Regions from separate parts of the Mus musculus genome. Here regions 1 and 2 are each linked to region 3. The links are chromatin loops, found by intact Hi-C in ENCODE. Cell type or tissue: gastrocnemius. All regions are shown on one strand. Links, peaks and the distances in the headings refer to the core of each region. The heading gives the core; the rest is flanking DNA.

What was found. A loop is a pair of places that touch in the nucleus more often than their neighbours do. Peaks named below come from ENCODE experiments on the same cell type or tissue, not always from the same donor. Only the 100,000 strongest peaks of a DNase experiment are listed, where the experiment ranks them.
Region 1: a loop joins it to region 3, with 2.6 times the contacts of the local background. A loop is called at or near these places in 18 of 42 quality-filtered maps.
Region 2: it touches region 3 in a loop (3-fold over the local background); 19 of 42 quality-filtered maps call a loop at or near these places.

The regions. Positions count from the first base shown.
Region 1 is chr17:80,014,107-80,021,681 of GRCm38, reverse strand. No RefSeq gene overlaps it. Among named protein-coding and RNA genes, the nearest start is that of Gm22215, 16 kb to the left of the region's middle. In gastrocnemius, for the core only: CTCF peaks have their summits at 2,282 (motif pointing left) and 4,090 (motif pointing left); DNase peaks (open chromatin) are centred at 2,354 and 4,090; H3K4me3 peaks cover 599 bases; H3K27ac peaks cover 392 bases.
Region 2 is chr17:80,000,905-80,008,479 of GRCm38, reverse strand. No RefSeq gene overlaps it. Among named protein-coding and RNA genes, the nearest start is that of Gm41625, 23 kb to the right of the region's middle. In gastrocnemius, for the core only: a CTCF peak has its summit at 3,469 (motif pointing right); DNase peaks (open chromatin) are centred at 3,464 and 5,799; H3K27ac peaks cover 1,337 bases.
Region 3 is chr17:79,857,917-79,865,491 of GRCm38, reverse strand. It overlaps Atl2 (atlastin GTPase 2), which reads left to right. Exons shown (of 13, transcript NM_019717.3): 3 at 316-450; 4 at 685-789; 5 at 4,013-4,063; 6 at 4,333-4,389; 7 at 5,613-5,705. Among named protein-coding and RNA genes, the nearest start is that of Atl2, 34 kb to the left of the region's middle. In gastrocnemius, for the core only: a CTCF peak has its summit at 3,264 (motif pointing left); a DNase peak (open chromatin) is centred at 3,243; H3K27ac peaks cover 645 bases.

The DNA of each region.
Region 1 (7,575 bases), core at 1,145-6,144, 160 kb before region 3:
CAGCCTCCAAACGCTGACACCATTGCATACACTAGCAAGATTTTGCTGAAAGGACCCTGATATAGCTGTCTCTTGTGAGACTATGCCAAGGCCTAGCAAACACAGAAGTGGATGCTCACAGTCAGCTATTGGATGGATCACAGGGCCCCCAATGGAGGAGCTAGAGAAAGTACCCACGGAGCTAAAGGGATCTGCAACCCTATAGGTGGAACAATATGAACTAACCAGTACCCCGGAGCTCTTGTCTCTAGCTGCATATGTATCAAAAGATGGCCTAGTCGGCCATCAGTGGAAAGAGAGGCCCATTGGTTGTGCAAACTTTATATGCCTCAGTACAGGGGAACGCCAGGGCCAAGAAGTGGGAGTGGGTGGGTAGGGGAGTTGGGGGGGTATGGGGGACTTTTGGGATAGCATTGAGCTGGTGAGATGGCTCAGCGGTTAAGAGCACCAACTGCTCTTCCAAAGGTCCTGAGTTCAAATCCCAACAACCACTTGGAGGCTCACAACTATCCGTAACAAAATCTGGAGGCTCACAACTATCCGTAACAAAATCTGATGCCCTCTTCTGGAGTGTCTGAAGACAGCTACAGTGTACTTACATATAAATAAATAAATAAATAAATAAATAAATAAATAAATAAATAAAATTTAAAATGTGTGTTTAAATAAATAAATAAATAAATTTAAAAATGTGTGTTTAATCTCACACACACACATACACACACACACACACACACACACACACACACACTTCTTTCTCTGTTGTAGGGTATCCACCAGAGGTAAGCTCAGACACAGATTTAAGCTAATAGAAAGTCTTCATTAGCAGGCCAGCAACTACATTAAGTGTTTGGGATCCCAATGTAACAAAGAGCCTTCCTCATGGTGAGCTTTTTTCTTTAGTTGTGAAGATTTATTTATTTATGTATATAATGTTTTGCCCGTGTGTATGCCTCCTTGCCAGAAGAGGGCACCAGATCTCACTATAGATGGTTGTGAGCCACCACGTGGTTGTGGGACTTGAACTCAGGACCTGTGCAAGAGCAGCCAGTGCTCTTAACATCTTTCCAGCACTCAGGTTGAGCTTTTAAGCACACACAAAAACAAACAACAAACAAACAAACAAACCATGTTCTGGGTTGAGATACTTCAGTTAACAAGGACAGTTAGTTAGAAGTGGAATTATAGAAGCCAAAGAGCAAGGTTAGTGCACGTAGACTTTCCCACAACTATGGACTTTATTTAAAAAAATGTTTTTGTTTTGTTTTTGGAGACAGGGTTTCTCTGTGTAGTCCTGGCTATCTTAGAACTCACTCTGTAGACCAGGCTGGCCTGGAACTCAGAGATCTGCTTGCCTCTGCCTCCAAAGTGTGGGGAATAAAGGTGTGTGCCACCATGGCTAGGAACTATGGAGTTTGGTGGATTAGGTCTGTTTTAGTTCTGGCAGGTGGTGCTCTGTACCTGCTGAGTTTTACAGCACGAATGGTCCTAACATCATGTGGTCAGCTGTGTTAAGGTCTCAGGGTCTATTGAGGTTGAGGGTCCTGTTGCATCCCTGCCCTGTTTGAGACAGAGTTTCCTATGTACCCCAGGCTGCCACTGGTCTGGAATTTGGAGTGCTGGTGTTCTGCCTAAACCTTAGTTCTGGAATTACAGGTTACAGGCATGTGATAGGACTTCCACCTCATTTTCTTAAACAGCAATCTCTGTTGCTACTCGTGTTCTGGATATTCAGTGCCGTTGTCGCCTACAGCTTTCCCTGTGTGTTTCTAAGTTTCATTTTAAAAAGGAAGGAAGGAAGGAAGGAAGGAAGGAAGGAAGGAAGGAAGGAAGGAAGGAAGGAAGGAAGGAAAAAGACAGAAACAAGCAAACAAGCAAACAAACAAACAAACAAACAAGACTTATTTTATGTGTCTGAATGTTTTGTCTAATGTGTCCGTGCAAATGGTGTGTGTCTGTTGCCTGCAGGCATCAGGAAGGAGCACCCTCTGGGACGGGAAGCATCTGTAGATGGTTGTGAGTCACCATATATGTGCTGGGAATTGAACCTGGGTTCTCTGCAATAGCAGCAAGTGCTATGAACCTCTGAGCCACCTCCCCAGTCTCCTCTAAATTTTTAAATTGATCTGGGAGTGTCAAATGGATTTTTTTTTCTTTTAACCTTTTCTTTCTCTCATTAGACGATTATCTTCCGAGTCTGCCTTTACCCCGTTGGTGTGCCTCCTGCAGTGAAAGCAGGAGACCCTTTCCCTGGTTCTCTGCTGGTGGCTGTGTGGCGCCACCTGTTGTCTGCGAGCACCGGAGCCCGAGCGTGCGCAGTCTCACAGTGGCAGTTTAGGATAGTTGACAGGCCAGTGCCCTTGGCGTCACTCGTACTGCAGGATCCCGGGTGCTCCAGCAGGCCCCTGCAACGCTCAGCTCAGGTGCTCTAGGGACCAAACTCCTGGGGGCCTTTCAGTTACAAGCCCAAGTTCATGACCCGGGGACGTGCTTTCCGCCCCGGGGCTCAGGGCGCGGGGCAGAACTGGGCAGGGCTGCAAGGTCCAGTGTGGTGCAGGGCAGCTGGAGGCAGCCCCTGAGCCAAGCCAGCTACGTTGTCCAGGGCAAACTCAGCTGAGAAGGGCGTGCGTGCCTTTTGCCTATGGGATTCCCTTAACATCCCTAAGAACTTGAAATCAATGTGTTAATGCATATAGTCCTCTAGGTATTTTTTTCTTTGCATTCTTGCCTTTACAGTAGTATGCGACAGGTGTGACAACCAAGGAACTCAGTCTTCAAATAAGCAACGCGATTAGAGTGGGGGTGGGCTTTGTTTTCATCCTGAAGCTGGCAGATAAACCCTGCTCCGGGACGCTGGAGGGGATGACACAAGGTTGTGGTAGGGTGTTGTGTTTATAGGTACTCCAGGCGGGGCAGTCCCACCGGAGGCTAGGTCATCCCTTTCCTGCTACAACATACCAAGAAGATTAGAAAGGCTGGAAGAACACGTGCAGGGTGTGGATGCAGGGTGAATCCACAGAACTTCAATAGCTACCTGAAGGGAAGGTCTCTCTGGGCATATATACATATTATACATATTATATACATTATATACATATTACACACTGGCTATTCTGTATTGCTTTACAGTTGAGCAGACTCTGCTGGGGACTCAAGCTTGCAGGCCAAAGGTCACATGCTACACAGTAGCTCCTGTCACTCGAGGCTGGTTCTGGATGCCCCACCAAGGGCAAGATAAGATCCTTCACTGGGATCTGTCTGGAGAAGGTCAGATAAGGACCAAGCCCTTGGAGGCTTTTCTGATCAATGTCTAGATGGGTATACTGTGTGAATAGCGTGTCACAGAGCTTAACGGCATGTCTGGCTGTGAAGAGTCATGTCGAGGAAAAACTATTGGCAAATTTGCATCTGAGCAGGAATCTTCCTAAGGGAGAACAACTAAGCACACAGGCTCTACAGTATAAGTGCTGTAGTCTCTTGGGTTTGGTGAGGTAACTGCTTTGACAGGACCCAAAGGTTAGGGGTCACACCCTAGCCTTATTTATCCAAATAAATCCCATTCCTTCTGACTTCCGAGATGTATTAGTGATTTTCCTCATTGATATGATAAAAGACCCAGCCTATGGAAGGAAAGGTTTATTTAGAACTGTGTAGAGGCAGCTCAAGGCGGCTGGTCACATGGCAGTCACAGTCCAGAAACTGAGACAAATACTGACGCTCTACTCTGGCTCCTCCCACCTCAGTCAAACCTCAACACAGAGATGCCCAGGGCTTTGTCTAAACCCCAAGCCATCTCATGATGCTAAACCTTGCTTCAGGATCTAGATTTAGCTTTGTGTAGGAAATAGCTTTCCGTTTTAATCCGGTTTCAGTGTGAACCAAAAGAAAAGCTGGTTCAGAAAGATAATGCGGCGCTGTGTATGCATGTTTTATTTTTATTTTTATGTTTTGATAAGACCAGAGGCAGGAGCTTCCCGTAGAGAGAGAGGGAGAATGCAAATCACATTGGCTCAAATCTTAGTGCCCTTGACCATCCATCCTAGCTGCTTAACTAGAGTGAATTAAGGGAACCTCGAGCGTCCCCTAGTGGCCAATGTATGCCATGACTCTAGTAGAGTCATGGCTAGAAAGAAGTGTCGCCGCTCGGTCAATCAGCACAGCTTGGAAGAAGCACTCTAAAACACAGGGCCGGAAACCAAGACTATCAGAAGGCAACAGGGAGTTTACTTTAGAAGAAATAAAATGTCCAAGGACAACCACCTTTTTAAGTACATACGGACGATGGATACGCAGATGCTTTGTGTGAGATTCAGAACCAAAATTGGGCTGAGGGAATGAATTCCTGGAAAGCAGGTGTTTGGAGATTAACACTTGCTCCCTGGCCAGGCCGTGATGGCGCACACCTTTAATCCCAGCATTTGGGAGGCAGAGTCAGGAGGATCTCTGAGTTCGAGACCAGCTTGGTTTATAAAGGGAGGCCAGCCGGTGAAACCCTGTCTCGAAAACCAAACCAAACCAATACCAACGAAACCAAAACAAACAGTAGCAGCCCCAGCAGCAGCCGCAGCAGCAGCAACACCACCACCACCACCACCTTGATCCAAAACTTCACTCTCTGGAAATAAAGACCGTGTGAAAATGTCATGGGAGAATTCCAGGCAGACCCCTTTTGCTCTGCAGTCCCCAGCCCCAGGCTTTTAAGGGAGAGCCCTGGTTTCAGTACTCTGCTGCCAGTGGTGGGGTCTCTGATGAGATACATTCTGCATAGACTCCAGTGTGCTCATACTCACTGCACATCCTTTAAAAAGTCTGTTGCTTCTAGAAATATTTGAAAATATTAGGATAATTTGAAATATTTTGTCAAATCATATTCTGATTCGTGGCTTAAAAGACAACTGTAGGATTGGAGAGATGGCTCAGCGGTTAAGAGCACTGACTGCTCTTCAAGAGTTCAAATCCCAGCAACCACATGGTGGGTCACAACCATCCGTATTGAGATCTGACTCCCTCTTCTGGAGTGTCTGAAGACAGCTACAGTGTACTTACATATAATAAATAAATAATTAAAGAAAATGACAACTGTAGGACTGGAGAGATGACTCAGCATTTAAGAGCACTGACTGGGGGCTGGTGAGATGGCTCAGTGGGTAAGAGCACCCGACTGTTCTTCCGAAGGTCCAGAGTTCAAATCCCAGCAACCACATGGTGGCTCACAACCATCTGTAACAAGATCTGACTCCCTCTTCTGGAGTGTCTGAAGACAGCTACAGTGTACTTACATATAATAAATAAATAAATCTTAAAAAAAAAAAAAAAAGAGCACTGACTGCTCTTCCAGAGGTCCTGAGTTCAATTCCCAGCAACCACATGGTGGCTCACAACCATCTGTAGTGAGATCCAGTGCCCTCTTCTGGTGTGTCTCAAGACAGCTACAATGTAGTCACATATATAAAATAAATAAATACAAAAAAAAACCCAAATAAACAATTTACAATGAAAATACTTTTTAAAAAGATTTATTAAAGAAGACAACTGTAGATCCATATTTATCAGACGAACAAGATTAAACAATTTAAGAAAGATTTATAGCTAGGCATTGTGGTACATACCTTTAATCCTAGCACTTGGGAGGTAGAGCCAGGAGGATCTCTGTGAGTTCAAGGTCAGTCTGGTCTACAGAGTGAGTTCCAGGACAGTCAGAGATAGGAAGAGAAACCCCGTCTCAAATAAAGATCTCTCTCTCTCTCTCTCTCTCTCTCTCTCTCTCTCTCTCTCTCTCTCCTTCCCTCCCTCCCTCCCTCCCTCCCTCCCTCTTTCCTTCTTCCTCTCCCTCTTGTAGTTAGTGTGTGTGTGTGTGTGTGTGTGTGTGTGTGTGTGTGTGTGTGTGTGTGAGAGAGAGAGAGAGAGAGAGAGAGAGAGAGAGAGAGATTGAGGTCATGTCCATGGAACCCCGAATAGGGTGTTGATTTTCCTTGATTCACCCAGTGTAGATGCTGGGATCCAGATTCTATAGAAGCAGTAAAATCTCTCAACTGCTGAGCCATCTCTCCAGCCCCAAGATTAAGTCTTCTTTTTAGAGTACTTGTGGAAGTGGTGGGAAAATGGGAGCTAGAACCACGGATCTGGCCTCTCTGGCTATCATTTGAACAGAGTTTGTGAATCTTGCCTCCAGTGACCTCGGTTTCTCACCGCCCTGAGACTCTTGGTTTAGTTTTGGGAGCCCCATGAATCCTTCCGCTAAACAAGTCTCTGTATTGATGACTCCCTTCCCAAAGTGGTTTGCCCTCAGTACAGCTTGGGCTGAGCCGTTGTGTCCTTTGGAGATGAGTGTTCCTTCTGGCAAGGACTAGCTTTGGAATAACGGACTGCCCTAACGTTACGGATGCACTGCAGAAAGCCTGTGGTTGCCTTAGAGGCTCTAAGTCCTCAAGGGCAGGAAACAGGGACTCATTATTCCAAGTTTCCAGGCAGCTAATAAGATTTTTCACCCTGTGGGCATTTGATAAATATTGGATGCTGGCTCCTCTTCTCCGTGTCTGCCAGGTCCCATCATCCCAGGAGTTTGTTTCATTTTGTGGCTCCTTCTCTAAGCTCAGCTTCAGGGGTCCTTTTGAACTTAATGAGCAGATCTGAATTTTTAGGTACCACGGTGATAGTGCTGTAGAAATAAAGAGCAGGAAGGTCGGGCAGAGAAAGGGTGGGTCCGAAATGTCTGCGGGCTGGAGACAGCGTCCTAGCACCGCTGATACTTTTTAAGCCCACAGGGCTATCCTTGTCCACCCTTCCTGCTTTGGTCCCCTCCTCTGATAATATAAATGCTTTCTACTCCTTGTACACACATGCTCTTTGGGTCTGAAGAGGACTGTAAGCTACTACTTACTCCACACATGGTGCTAGGGACACACCATCTCCCTGCCATTATCTATGTGAGGACAGAAAAACGTTCACCCTGGTTTTACTGATAAACGTTCCCCTGTCCTATCTGCATGCAGCCCATGAGATGAACAAGGTCTGAATTTTTGCTAATTTTGTAACATGGGCCACAGATGAAGTTCTCTTCCTGAACTGATAGCTATCTTAAACAGCTCCTCACGGGTACCTCTGAACTGCAGGACTCTCGTTCAGTTTGCTTGTACCAACCCAAACACCATCCCCGAGAACGGCTGCTCAACTGTCTCCATCCTACCCAAAGCACATGGAGCAGGCTGATCTCAGATTGAGTCAGACACAACACGAAGCAGAACCTGGCTGTTTAAGGACGTGCTCCCATCTGGTTCACACAGTGCTCCTTGCCATGTGTCTGATCTAGCTAAATGGCATGCCTACAGATCCAGCAACTTCTTATCTTGGGACCTCCGCCTCTGCTTCACTCTCTCACCGGAGCATTGATTTTTATTTTACTAAATCTGAACTATCCTTGGAAGGTCAGATCAAATGTTGCCTCCTTCTCCAAGATCTAGAACCCTTTGAACTTGGAGTCAGCCAAGCCCCTTTTCCCTTTTGGAGGAAGGCAGAATTGGAGCCATGACCCTCAGTCCAGGAATCTCTCAATTCCACCAGCCAGTGTACGAAGAT
Region 2 (7,575 bases), core at 1,145-6,144, 140 kb before region 3:
GTGGCAGAACCTTGGCAACCTTCCAGAGAAGAGGTGAGCATTTCAAAATCACATCTGTTATCAGGGAAAATTTACAATGTTTCAACTAAGCCCCATTGTGGGTTTTTACCTGCGAAAAGAGAAACAAAACCCAAACCATTCTTTTGAAGAAGACACTAGCTGACCTTCCATGCAGCATAGCATAGAGAAGAGGCTGCTCCAAGCTCCTGTCACTGTTGCTATTATTGTGTAAATATTGATCTTTATTATTTTAAAATTTGATCTTTATTATGTTTGAATTTAAAAAAAAAAGAAATAAAAGGAGAACATGACTGGAAATATAAGCTAGAAATAAAAGGAAATAAACAGCCAAAGGTAGAGACATCTGGCAAACTCCAGAGTGAACAGGCCATGCGAGGATAGGGGGAGGGGAAAAGGAGCAAGACGGGTGGCCTGCGGTAAGAGTCTGGCCAAGAGACTGGTGTAGCCAAAATGGCTGAGTTATATAGGTGCCAAAGGAACTATCCAGAGGGAAGCCGGGAGTTCGGGATAGAGGGACAGGTATGCTAGGCAGGAGGATACTATAACTATAACAGGTCGGGACCAAGGGATGCTGGGAGAACCTGGGGGCCAGCATCAGCTTTGAAGTGTGTTAATAAGTATGGTAGCTACTTGTGTGGGGTTTGAGCCTTAACAGTTTGTGTGTGTGTCTGTGTGTGTCTGTGTGTCTGTGTGTCTGTGTGAATGAATGCTGTGTGTCTGTGTGTGTGTGTGTGTGTGTGTGTGTGTGTGTGTGTGTGTGTCTGTGTGAGTGAATGCTGTGTGTTTGTTGCTCTGCCTCTCAGACCAGGCATGTATTAAAGGAGTCTGACAGCTTCATAGTAGTGTCTCCTTTAATACCTTTCTTTTAGTCCTAGGCAGAGACAAGCTGCTCTCTGAGTCGGAGGCCAGTCTATAGCACAAGCTCCAGGCCAGCCAGGGCTACATGGAGAAACCCTGTCATAAAAAACCCCAAAACCAAACCAAACCAAACCAAACCAAACCAAACCAAGCCAAGCATAAGTAATTTGGCAAATCGATGGTGTACAGTATCTCCTAGAGATACTGATCTTTCTTCCTTTGTACAAGAAAGACCATGTTTCATGTTCTAGGAGTATATTTCTGTTTAGGCCTCTCACAGGACTGGTCACATCTCGCGTGTGTGTTTGGTTTCAGACCCTGGGACAAGGGACTGAGGTGCATATTTTTGCACATCACAGCAGACCTGGCCTCCCAGCATCCCTCACTCGATGCCTGGCATACCCTGCCCCTAACCCTGAACTTTCCAGCGCAGGGGCTAGGCCGCCCTTCCCCAAGATGTTCTTCTCTATATAATCCAGAGACTTGGTTTCCTCCATTCTCTCTCTCTCTCTCCTCTCTCCTCTCTCTCTCCCCTCTCTCTTTGCCTGCTCGCTCTTTCTTTTTCTCTTTTCCTACCTCCCCTCCCTTCCCATAGCAACTTCCCTGACCTTCGGGCCAGTGAACTCACCCACCCTAGAGCAGCCTCCAAGTACAACTGCCTTTAAAATGTAATCCAGGCTGGCTAGAATGGGCTCACTTCACCAGCAGGGAAGCACTCTATCACCATCCATCAGCTTTTCCCTTAATTTTCTTCTTCAAAGGCTTTTCCTGTTCATACTGTATTTCTCTAGGGACAGGGAGTCGTCCCTGGCTGACCTCATGGAAAGAGACAGCTTTGAGGAGTGGAGGTGGACACGCTGGACCTTACTGAAAGCAAGAAGAGGAAGCATTTCTGAGAAGATGGGTCAGTGGTTTGTGTGCCAGACGCCAGGCCAGGTGTTTAGAGGATGAAACAGAGATGGGCATGGTCACAAAGACCAACAGTACAAAGGCAAGGTCACTCTCATGACCACAGCAGAGAAGAGCAGGCACTTTACATGTAAATAACAATCTGCGGACTCCTCTAAAATGCTTCTTTTGCCCCCTCCCCCCCCTTCTATCTATTAACCTTTGGTTCCTCTCCACCATTATCTGATGGCACTTTCCAGTTCAGGCCAACGCACAGAACCGCAGTCCCCGTAAAACACAGAACAATAAAAACAATAGCTCTCCGGTCAACTGTTAGCAGGAAAGCCCTGGAGACTGGGAGGGTCACATGGGTCAGGCAACTGTTGCTGATGGGAATGGAATGATCAATTTATCCTATAAAAAGAGGTTCGGCCTGTCCAGGAAGCAGGTTAAATGCTGTGCTATAACCCCAGGCCAGAGTCTAGTTGTTGGGACAGGAGAAAGATAATGACCCAGGGCCCTAGTCAGCCAGGATCCTGGAAAGGACACACACAGTTTCCTGTCAGCACTCTTATATCCAACGCTGGTCTTTAGGAAGTCTTGGTGCTTCTTGGAACTTCTGTTTCTTTATCTGAGGCATTGCCTGGTTTATGCCTCTTCTATCCAGCTCACAGGGCTATCCTAATCATAAAGTGTATTAATATTTGTAAATAAATTCCAATCTGAACACTTGTAGTGCTTAGAGGCTGTCTCTCATTTCAGGGGAACTCATTTCTTGGTTCACTAGGAGGGGGAAAAAAGCACAATTGGCAAGTGTTCAACACCCCATTAACCCAGAGAAGTGACTCATTGATTTCCTTGTGTGACCGTTCAAGGACTCTGCACATCCTTCGGTGGACCCTAAACACAGCCCCTCTTTATCTAAATTTAGCCCAATCATTTCAAGTCTTACAAAGAAGCAAGTTCTTCTTTAGACAGAGGAAGACAGCTAACCTTGGATGAGTTGACTATGTCATGCTGGAATCCAGCTTGACATTTGAACTTGAATCTGTCTGACTCCCAGGGCACCATCAGTTTTCATGCGATGCTATTGTTTAAGGTCCAAGAGTGGCCAGTGCCCAATACATGGGTATCTGCTCCTTTCCTACACTTCTGTCTCTTCTCCATCTCTCCTCCAGCAACATTAAGGATGACCTGACATCCAACAATTTACAGAAAATATATATGTGTGTATGTGTATATATACATATATAATATATTATACATATACACACACATATATAAATAATACATATAAAATATATTTTATACTATATATATATATATATTTGCAGGCTCTCATGGAGCTTTGAAGCCACCCAACGTCTTTAAAGCCATCAGTCCAGGTGGTCACTTCAGACAGAAACCTAGTTGGGGCTCAGCTTGAGCACAGGGCAGGGGTGTGGGGTGCAGGTGGGCGAGGGAGCAGCTTCACTTTAACCCTCTTTCTCAGTGTGGGGTTCTCTTCTCCATGTGGCCAATGAAGAAAGGTCAGCCTCGAATCGGGTCCTTTGTTCTAGTGCAGGTGGCCGAGTCTTCTTCGTGGGCATTTTGTAGCAGTGAAGGTGACCCTCGAGCTAGGCTGGGAAGTCTGGCTCTTGGATCTAAGCAAACACAACCATCACATGTCCAGGACAGTGCTGTTCTGCTGGCAGGCCTCCAGAAGGGGGCGTTGCTGTCCTATCTGACAGAGGACAGGAGAGCCGGAGGTTTCAAAACAAGCACGACCTAGCAATTTCCATAATATAATTTAACCAGGAGTAAGCCTTTGACGACGAATTTTTTTTTTTTTTTGGGTGGGTGAGGGTGGGGGAAAGGAGAATAAAAAATTTCTAGAGTTGTTGAAATGAGCACCTCAGTAGGTGAGGCAATTAGATCATTATGCAAAAAAAGTCATTTGCATTTTTAACAGCCATAGTTAGAATGCAAAAAAAAAAAAAAAAAGGCATATAGCTAACAGTCAAAAAGGAAACAAAGCCGTCAATGTGCCAAAAAATGAAGCATATTAAGAGAAACTAAAGACTGAGAAGGAAAAAGGTACAAACAAAACTAGGCAGAGGTTACAGGCAGTTACAACACAGATCTAAAGGGTTTCCAAGCACGCAGGAGCGCAATCGTACTGACAATCAGGGAAGCTAAAGGAAAGTGAGCGACCACCACAAACCCCAAAGATTGGTGCAAACCACAAGGTTGGTCAAGGAACTGGGAAGATGCAGAGGGGTGGAAACACCAGGAGCTTGAGGGGCGGCTCTCCAGGCTCAGCTGTGGAAATACCTTCTGCTCCAGAGACTCTCTCAAATGTCAACAGGACAGTGAGAAGAGTGTACCGGACAAGTGTTTGAAAGAAGAAAAGAAGCCGTCAAGGGGAGCAAAACCAGCTGAGCCACGGGATATCAGAAAGCTGGGAAAACAGCAAACCAAAACAAACTTTTCATGTAGATGGGAAGTGAAAACACACAAAACAAAACAAAACAAAACAAAACAAAACAAAACAAAACAAAACAAAACAAAGACTGTAAGAGGGCCATTGATAGGAACTTAAAAGAGATTTGGGTTTTTTTTTGTGTGTGTGTATGAGTGTTTCGACTGCATGTATGTATGTGTACCGTGTGCATGCAGTCTCCAAGGAGGCCAGAAGATGGGGTCAGACCGTGTGGAGCTAAACAAAAGACTATTGTGAGCTGTCATGTGGGTGCTGGGAATTGAACCTGGATCCTCTGAAAGAGCAGCCAGTGCTCTTAACTGCTGAGTTATCTCTCCAGCCCTCACTCTGAATTTTAAGATTTATTTATTTATTTATTTATTTATTTATTTATTATATGTAAGTACACTGTAGCTGTCTTCAGATGCACCAGAAGAGGGCATCAGATCTCATTACAGATGGTTGTGAGCCACCATGTGGTTGCTGGGATTTGAACTTCAGACCTTCGGAAGAGCAGTCGGGTGCTCTTACCCACTGAGCCATCTCACCAGCCCCACTCTGAATTTTAAAGAGGAAAGAGAAAGAGGCAATTACTTAAGTTTTTGGCTACAGGAACCGAGTTGGTAAGTATTTTTTCATATGACTTGTTTTGGTCACATCAGCAACTGGAGATAGATTATTATTTTGTAACTCAAGAATTAAAGCTACATACCCCACCCCACCCCACCCCCAGTATCTGTGACTGAATCTAAGACCTCAGACATCTAGGTATGTGCTCTGTTACTTAGCAACATCCTCAGCAGCAGCACTTTACTAAGTTGCCCAGACCAGTATTGGACATTGCTTTATATTATTTATTTATAATTTGTCTGTGTGTATGTGTGTGTGTGCACACATGCATGTGTGTATATGTGTACATGTATGTGTGCTCGTGTGTTTGCTTGTGTGTGTATGTGTGTGTGTACCACAGCTCACATGTGAACATCAGAGGACAATCTATAGGTGATTTTTTTTCCCCTTCCACCTCGTAGGCTTTGGGGATTGAACTCAGATCTTTAGGCTTGACAACAAAATCATTTACCCCCTGGGTCATCTTGTTGGCCCAACTAGCCACATATTTTAAAAAAAAATACAACCCAAGAGGGGGTATTTATTTAGAACTTTTGATCCTCTTTCCTTAGCCAAGATTTCAGACCTGCCCCACCAGGTCTGACTGAAGTCATTTGTAATGATTTCCTTCCATCAGTTGTGACACTTGTTAATGGGGCTGGACATTTGGTGGCACTGCCTGCCTTGAGTGTATCTGGCATTTGGAAGTACAGAGGAGAGGGGAGGGGGAGGAAATGAGACAGGGGGTGGAGGGGAAGGAGTGAGGACAACACCCCACCCCCACCCCAGCTATGCTTGCCTGCTTGAACCCGTCACATTGGCCCTGTCTCCTCACACATCATTAGGATGTCTGATGACCAGCTGCCAATGCATGTGTGTGTCCTGGAATTCTTATTACATGTCTGGAGTTTGGCTCCAACCAGTGAGGACATTTTAGACAGCAGGTGCAGCCTTGCCCATGGGACCCATGCAAGGAAGCCTCTCTCTAGATCTCCACTTTGGACAACCTCCCAGCTCTTTCTCCCTGCCAGAGCCTTGTCCCCAGTTGCCTTCCAGAGCTGAGGCCAGGGGACAAACACAGTTCAGTATTCGTCCCCTCCCTCCCCTAGGACAGTAATCACTGATGTTGTCACCAATCCTTTCGTCACTGACTCCTCCCTCCAATCAAGCCAGTCATAAAGTAATAAGCAGACCCAGGAAGGTAGAGCCCTGAGCCAAGGCTGCAGAAAGCAAAAGCAGGTTTGATGATAAGGCTTTCAATAAAAGCAAGTGTTGTCAGGTATGGTGGGATTACGCCTGTGAGCCTAGGGCTAGTGTGAGGTAGGCTGATGGTCGAGGTATTACCTACTGACATTGTGAACTTAGAGAACAGGGAGGTGGCCTGGCTCTTCCTGTTAAGGACCTTATAGCTCAGAGCTGGAAACAGACAGTGAACCAGCAATTGAGAATAGGACTCACATAATAGCCACATGTGATAGAGGCCTACTGGGACACCTAATAGAAACCCTAATCTGGAAGCCTGAGAAGGCTTCCTGGGGGAGGGGGCATCTTAACTGAGATGCAAAGTTCAAAGTGCTTTGTGCAGGGGTCATGGAGGAGTGGAGGTAACTGGCTAGGTATGGTGGTATACCTATAATCTTAGTACCTGGGAGGCCGAGGCAGGAGGACCACCAGAAGTTCAAGACAAGTTTGGACCACATAGTGAACTCTGGGTCATCCTAGTCTTTCAAATGAGATCAACTTAATGCCACCCTCCCTCCCAAACGAGAAGATAATATTCCAGGCAGGAATCAGCAAGAGCAAAGGCTCAATGATCAAGAATAAGGGTAGAAAGAAATAGATAGACTAAGAATGTGGTGGTTTGAATATGCTTGGCCCAGAGAGTGGCACTATTAGAAGGTATGGCCCTGTTGAAGTAGGTGTGGCCTAGTTGGAGTAGGTCTATCACTGTAGGATGGGCTTTAAGACCCTTATCCTAGCTGCCTGGAAGTCAGTATTCAGCTAGCAGTCTTCAGATGAAGATGTAGAACTCTCAGCTCCGCCTGCACCTTGCCTGCCTGGATGCTGCCATGCTCCTCTGCCTTGATGATAATGGACCGACCCTCTGAACCTGTAAGCCAGCCCCAATGAAATGTTGTCCTTTATAAAAGTGGCCTTGGTCATGGTGTCTGTTCATAGCAGTAAAACCCAAATTAAGACAGAGAACGCTTTGGAGAGGTGACAAATTAAAAGGGTGGCATTCTGTCCCTCGGGAAGCCCTACTGGAAGGGCATCTTCCTCTTTCCCCCCTTATTTTCTGCTCTTTCTCTTTTAATCCTCATCAAATACTTCCTGTGCAACTGGAAATGCGCTGGTGACTCTGAGTGAGACACAGGGTGGCAATGATGCTTTTGTGAGGTATTTGTTAGGCAAGACGATGGTCCCTTAAAGGGGGTCTATTTTCTAAGCTGTAGAACCCATGAATCAGTTCCCTTGCAAGGTAGAAGAGTCTTTGCGAATGTGATTAAGGGTCTAGAGATGTGGATATCATCTTTTATTATGTAGGCGAGCCTAGGAAGAATGCCAGAGTTAAAGAGAGATCTGAAGCCACCATGCTGGCTTTCAAGATAGAGGAAGAAGCCAGCCGCCAAAGACCGCAAGTGGCTTGCAGAAGCTCAAGATGGCAGGGAACAGATTCTCCTTTCAGAAGCCCCGGAAGATAACACAGCTTTGTGGACACCTTGGATTTTTAGGACTGA
Region 3 (7,575 bases), core at 877-5,876:
ACGTGGTTTTACTCTTCTATACAACAAGATATTAAAGTAGCTTCCATATTTTATCATCTTTAAACACAGAAAAGCTTGCCAGAAGAGGAGGAGTAGGCGCACATAAGCCCATTTACCTAGATGGCCAGGTTAAGTGGAGGCTGCGATCTGTGTGACAAAGGCTGATTGGAGGAGACTGCTCCTAGCACTCTGCACAGGACTGTTTGCATAATGCTAGACTGGGTGTTCTCTCTCTGGGTGTTGGCTTCTTCTCCTTTATGAGCTATGAAATGGGTGAGTTGTGTTTGTTTTACATTTCTCTTTGATTTTTAACAGGATTCTCAAAGCTGGATTGGTGGAAACAATGAACCCTTGACTGGCTTTACGTGGCGAGGTGGTTGCGAAAGAGAAACAACAGGCATACAAGTTTGGAATGAAGTGTTTGTGATTGACAGACCTAATGGAACAAAAGTAAAATTCTACTTATACTTTGCTATTTTCTCCTGTATTCTTTTCTTGAGCAATTTTCTGGTATTAAAATTTAAAAGAACACAAAACTATTAATGATTAATATGTTAAAATGTACAATGGTATGTAAATACTTTTCTTGACTTAATTACTGCTTTGAACTTTATTAATGTATGATTTTTGTAGGCATTTTTGGTGATTCTTTTACTAAGTATTTTAAATTTAACGAATTCCTAGGTGGCTGTGCTGCTAATGGATACCCAGGGTGCCTTTGATAGCCAGTCAACCATTAAAGACTGTGCGACAGTGTTTGCTCTGAGCACTATGACCAGCTCTGTGCAGGTGAGCGTGCGTGTTGTCAGTTCATAAAATCCTACCTTTGTGCAGCCACCGAGGAAGAGACTTGATGGAAGGAAAATGGATTAGACGATAGAGCTGGCTGCATTTCTTCTTACTTAGATACTAAGCTGTAAGATGATAGACTTTGCCTTAGATGTAAAGGATGAAGTTACGTCAGAGCCACCCCTGCTTTCATCGCAGAACAGCCTTTTCATTAGTTCTCTGAGGATTTCATCCCAACTCTCCCAGACCCACCCCTCTCCTACCCACCCAGCTTTGTGCTCTGAGTTTTCCTTTTTCTCAGGTAACTGTTTTCATACAGTATTCTTGATCCTGTTTTCTCGATCCCCTACTTCCTACCCACTGTGTCCTCATTTTTAAAACACCAAGTGCTGCTGGGGTGTGTGGTGCACCCGTGCACATTCAGGCAAACGTTCCTACTCCTAAGATCAAAAGTAAGAAAGTTTTAGGGGAAAGTTATTGAATAATGTTGGTAATTAAAATCAATCACATGATTGCTTAACCAAAAACAAAACAAAGATACTAAATAATTAAACAGCTACCTAGTTTTCTATTTGGTTTCTCTGATAGTTCTTGATTATTTGAACTAAAAATCCCCATAATTAATTAATGTTTTATTGAGACAGGGTTTCTCCGTGTAGCCATGGCTGCCCTGGACCTCATACTGTAGACCAGGCTGTCCTTAAGCTTAGAGATCTGTCTGCCTCTGCTGCCTGAGTGCAGGGATTAAAGGCGTGTGCTGCCACCATCACTCAGTAACAATATTTAATTTAGAAAACCCAAGCAATAGGGGTTTGTAGCACTGGCTTGGCTTGGAAAGGGTGAAGTCCTCCTGCGTTACATATGCACAGTGCTCTGGTTGTCCTTGTCCTACCACGTTCTCCTTGCCTCAGATGGAACATCTCTGTGTGATCTAGGTGAGGTCAGTTGACATCATTTTGTATTCCTTTCCTTTTTTGGGGATCATTTGTATGGATATCTCCCTGGCTCAACAATTAATGCTGGGCAGGCGGTCTCCTAGATCCTGCTGGTGATAGACAATCCATGAGAAAGGATATTGGAACATGTCCTTCAGTGGAAACTGTCTGTGTCAGTGCCAGTGGTCTGTCAGGGTTCACAAGCAGTCCTGCAGCGTGTCCTGTGACTCTGTGATGGCTTCTCATAGGTCAGAAGCACAAGCTTCCCAGTTAGCTCCCTTCCTCCTCCTCCGTCCGTCCGTCCGTCCGTCCGTCCGTCCGTCCGTCCGTCCGTCCGTGCCGCGAAGCAGCCTGGGTGTCACTGTGTGCAGAGGAGTTCTTTCTGGCCTACCTTCTGTTCCAGGCCAAGGATCCTGTCACTGCTCACTAAGAGATGCTCTTGAGGACTCGCAGAATTCTTTCTTTTTGTTGTTTTTCCTGCACAAAATAGCGTGACTATAGATCCCGAGAGGCAGCAGAGGCCATCCTGCTCTGTGTTTCACATTTTAGCTCTTCTGCTTAGCTGATGTTACAGTTTGAGGCTTGCCTCGCAGATTACAATGGAGGAGCTCCATCCTAAACTTAGCTGCTATTCTTTTGTTTATATAACTTTTTGATGCTAGGGGATTCGGTTTTGGACCACTTACACCATGCACTTTTTTATCTATAAACTGAGGATTTTACTTACTCTGTCTATCTCAAATGTAGCTGTGTATTGTGAAAGAGGACATCTAAGTGAGGTAGTGCTTATACTATTAATATATAATTAGTATATAGTTTATATAGGTCTGTTTAGTGAGGGGTGGTAATAGGGATTAATATGTGGTGTCACAGATGCCAGCAGTGTGCCACTGAGCTACAGTCCCAGCTTCAGAACGACTTTCTACAGACCTTGGAAGGGCGTTTTCCTCCTTAAGTCGTGGTTTCCAGGCATGGTAGTACTGTGCCTCAGCACTTGGGGAGTTGAGTTAGGTGGAGAGCTCCATAACAGGAGCTAGTTAGAGACTGTACAGGGTTATGGAGCAAGAGATGAAACATTTTTTTCTTTTGGGCAGGTAGACAGACTCTTAGGACTTACTGAGTCCAAGACAGTATGCTGACACCCAATGATTTAAGATACCAGGTGCCCATCTCTCTTTACCTGTGTTCTAAAGTTTAGGCCCACACAGATAAGAATAGGTTGGTTATGCTGTTGGCTTTTTATATTTTAGCTCTCTTGTTTGGGAGTAATCAGCGACTAAGCATCCTCTATTGGTGTTTGTACTCTTGACCTCTTGAGTTTATTTAGACTATCACCTGTTTGTTGTGTCTTTGGAGTCGCTGCATTTACTGAGTTCTGTCCTAGAGGTTGTGTCTGTAGGTGTCACTGTAGCACCTAATGCTCTGTCATGGAAGGACTAGACCTGACAAACCCTAAGAACAGAGAACAACCATTATTAGTTCTGCTCTGTGTTTTGGAAAGCCTCCAGAACATTCCAAAAAGGGCAATAGTGCCACCTACTGCTAGTTTACTAGTTTCCATGGCCTGGTAAACATTTCACATTTCCTAGGCTCATCAACTCAAGCAAAAAAAAAAAAAAAAAAAAAAAAAACCATGGCATGTGTGCATGTGTGCCAGTGTGTGCCAGTCATTGCAGTGCTCTGAAATCTGAGCACATGGGAGGCAGAGGCAGGAGGATTGTTAAAGTTTGAGGCCAGTCTGGACTAAGTAGGGAAATCCTTTCTAAAAATCTAGAACAAACCCAAACAACCAAAAAGTCCAGAGCCTATTGAATGAACGTATATCCTGTCCCAAGAAGAAACTTATTTTTCTAAGCATTGCTCCTCATATTCTTCAACTTCTGCAAGGAGTGAAACAAGCTTTGCTTCTCCCTGGCTTGGAGCTCACTGTGTAGTCCAGGGTGGCCTTCGAGTACATCCGACTCTTGTGCCCCTACATCCTAAGTGTTGGAATCTCAGGAGTGCATCATCACACCTGGCTTCAGCTTGGCCTTTAAAAATGACTTGGCATAGTGTGAAAGACTGAGAAACAGGGAAGGACAGTACATAACACACTTGGACCATGAGTATGTATGCTTTATGAATTTCATGTACTGCTTCTCTTTAATAAGGAAATGCTTTCCATATACTACTGGTTAATATAGTGCCTAAGGGATTAATTTGTGATGATGTCTAAAATAACCTTCCTTTCTAAAAGAGAATTACTCATTAAAGCACTAATAGAAACAAAATAAATTTGGTTTTAACAGGTATATAATTTGTCTCAGAATATTCAAGAAGATGATCTTCAACATCTACAGGTATGTCTTAGAGAATATATGCCAAAGTATTAAAACTTAATTCTTTCTCATTGTAAATTCATATTTAGATATTTGAATTTTGTATGGCTTTAAAGAAATGATTGATTGGCTAACTAGAGGACATTTCTGATATACCTAGTTTATTAGCCAGTGAAATGCCTGAGATTCAGATAAGAATAGAGACTGACTTCTACTCTGATATAGACAGTTTTATAAATGACATCTTTAAGTCTCCTTGATGGCATTATCTTAACTAACATGGTTTATAGTTATTTACAGAGTATGGAAGACTTGCAATGGAAGAGATCTACCAGAAGCCATTTCAGGTAAGCACTTTAAAAATGCACCTGTGAGAAGCTTCAAGCCACAGGACATTATAAACTCATTTGACACCAGAATCAGAACAACGCTATTGCTGTATCATCATCAGCTTACTACTGGTTGAAGCCCAACTGTCTAGGAAACACAGAAATGACTCTAGATTTGTTTGCAATATTTTAAATTGTGGAGGGTGCTTCTCTTCATCGAATGTTATTTAATTCTAGAACTTAAGACAGTAGCGAAATGAAGACGGTATCATGATAAAGTTATAAAATGTCATGCAGGCTTCCTTTTTTGTGATGTTTTACAAGTTGAAGTTGGCCCCTGCTACTCTTCGTTTCCTAGACAGGCTCAGGGTTGCAGGCTGCTGCTCATGTTGCTCTTGGCTGCAGGGACTGGGAGGGAGCAGTCAGTGTGTTTGCCTGTTGCTATGTGGAGTGCATCTAGTGACTATAATATTAGTGGGCTTACATTAATTTTGCCTCATTTTTATCTGACACAGCTGCTTTAGGCAATCAGTTTTATGAAACAGTTGGGCAGATCCTGGCTTCCTTTTGTATATATGGGTAAAATACACTGTGTTTGGTTTATGGTTTTTCTAATCTAGAATGATTATCCACTTAGGAGACATGATGTCTTGATTGTTACAGTTTTGTGGGGTGTCTAATTCTACTGGCATGTGATGCAGAGGGCAGAAATAGTTCTCCATACTGCAAAGGACAGCCATGCACAAGGAATTACCTGGTTCAAAATGCCAGTAGTGCTGAGAAGTCAAATACTGTGGGGATAAGACATTTGTAAGAATGGCCGCTTTATACCAAATCTATAACCAGTGTGGAATTAGCCATCTAAAAGTGTAGGATGGTTTAAAGTGGTGATTCCCTATATAACTTTTGTTCATTTTTGGCTTTGGGTGTTAGTACTCCAATGACTCCTTCTGTGTATGACATTCTCAAGAGGAGCTGAGCAGTTGGTGCCAGGGCTGGGCTGGGCTTTCAGTGGCATTGATCGTAACCACGGAGAGCAGACTCACTATTTGGTTACTGGAACCATTTTTATTTTTAAATTTTTGGTGCTGAGAGTTGAACCCAGGACCTCATCAAGAGTGACAGTCATATATGTTCTACCCACCAAGCTACTCATTCTAGTCTTGATTAACGTTGTTTATATAGGAGGAAGTTTTAAGTAATTTTAGGATTTTGTAACAAGTATTTTTTTCTGTATGTAGACGCTAATGTTTTTGATTCGAGATTGGAGTTATCCTTATGAGCACTCATATGGCTTGGAAGGTGGGAAGCAGTTCCTTGAGAAGAGATTACAGGTAAGCTCCATCTCCTGGAGAGGAAAGCCTGTGCCTCAGGCTGGGCACAGGGTGGGCTGCCTGGACTACCTGATGTCACCAGCGCAAGTGCGAGACTCTTGCCTAAGAAGATAGGCTTAAATAAATGTAAAAGAACAATTGTTCTTCTCTACCCATCAGTAAATATTCAAAGACCAATGTTTTTGAAAGTGACTTGTTGTTGTTATTGTGTTTGGGTGTGTACCTGTCACAGCGTATATGTGCAGGTCAGATGACAGCTTTGTGTGGTTGAGTCCCTTTGTCCGTCTTTACACCAATTCTTGCTATTGAACTGAGGTCACCAGACTTCCTTGACGGCATCTTTACATGCTGAGCCATCTTGGCCTTTTAAAAAGAACCAGATACTCTCATTCCTATGCAGTGTGCCTCACAAAGCATTCCTGGGAAATGGCCTCACAAACAGGGTCATGATTCTTTAGAGGCCTTTTCCTGCGGGAATACTTTGGTATCTCCAGATTACATCTCCACATCCAGAAGACCATGGGGAGAGAGGTCCTTCTGTAATGTGCTGGGCTCAAAGGTTTTTGTCTGTCTGTGGTATGATTCATTTTTCTCAACCACATTCAAATACTTGGGGCATAGTATGACTTTCTTATTCTTAAAACGATATTAATTCCTGGATTATTTGGAAGGCATTTTCAGACTGAGGTAATTTATCAAGTTTACTTTTTTTTCTGGTTATTTAGAAGAAATCAACAACATATTAGTCATAGCTGAACTCTGAATTCTGTACTTCAAAGACAAGGTGTCAGAGTTATTACAGAGATGCATCCAGTCACACATTTTAGTGTGCAGCGTAATGAGTTTGTAAAATGAACAGAGATATATAACTTGTGCCCAGAATCACCTACTTCCATATGCTTACTTTGCTAAAACCTCTATCATTTTTAACAGGTTTTGTTTTTGTATTTCATACAAAGTACAGAAAGGATCACAGAGATCCACCTGCCTCTCCTTCCTAATGCTGGGAGGAGAGTTTGCAGCGCCGTGCTTACTCAGAATATATTCTTTTGTGTCTTACTTGTTCACTAGTTTGTTCTTGAGATTAAACTATATTGTTGCATATAGTTTATTAGTTCACTCTTACTATGTACATATTACACTGATAAATAACTACATTGTCTTAGTGGAGATGTAGGTAGTTTAGAGGTCTTAGTTATGAACAGTGAATGTTTGTTAGAATGGCCTGTGGAAGAACACTTGGAAGAATGCATGAGTTAACCCCTGGACGCAGGCGTGGAACAGTGACACTTGAACACACCTTTAATCCCATCACCAGGAGGCACAGGCAGCTGGCTCACTCGTGAGTTGGAGGCCTGCCTGACCTACGTGGAAGGTTCCATCCAGGCGAGCTACGGCTACATAGTGAGACTGTCTGAAAAAACCTCCTAATCTAGACAGGCTAGTAATTATTCTTTTTAAAAAAATATTTTTTAAATGTTGACATGCTAGTAATTACTTAAATTTTTTTTTTTAAGTTTTAAGTTTCTTTCATTGGCTGATGAGATTGTGTAGCAGGTAGACAACTTGCTTCTAAGCCCAGTGAGTGTAGTCCGTCTCCCAGGACCCATATGGTGGAGAGGACAATTGTTGAAGGTTGATCTCTGCATGTGTGCCGCGTGTAGCACACATATGCCATCCTCACACTTACATGCACATGCGCGCACACACAAAAAGAAATACATAAAATGTATTTTAAAATGTAAAGGTGTTTTTAAAGACTTCTTAAAATACATAGCAGTGTCTTCTTTCTCAAAGATCAGTGACTGGCATAAGTAATAGACGGTTGAGAGCACTGGAGTTCCTGCTCTGTTGGTTTGGACTACACTGA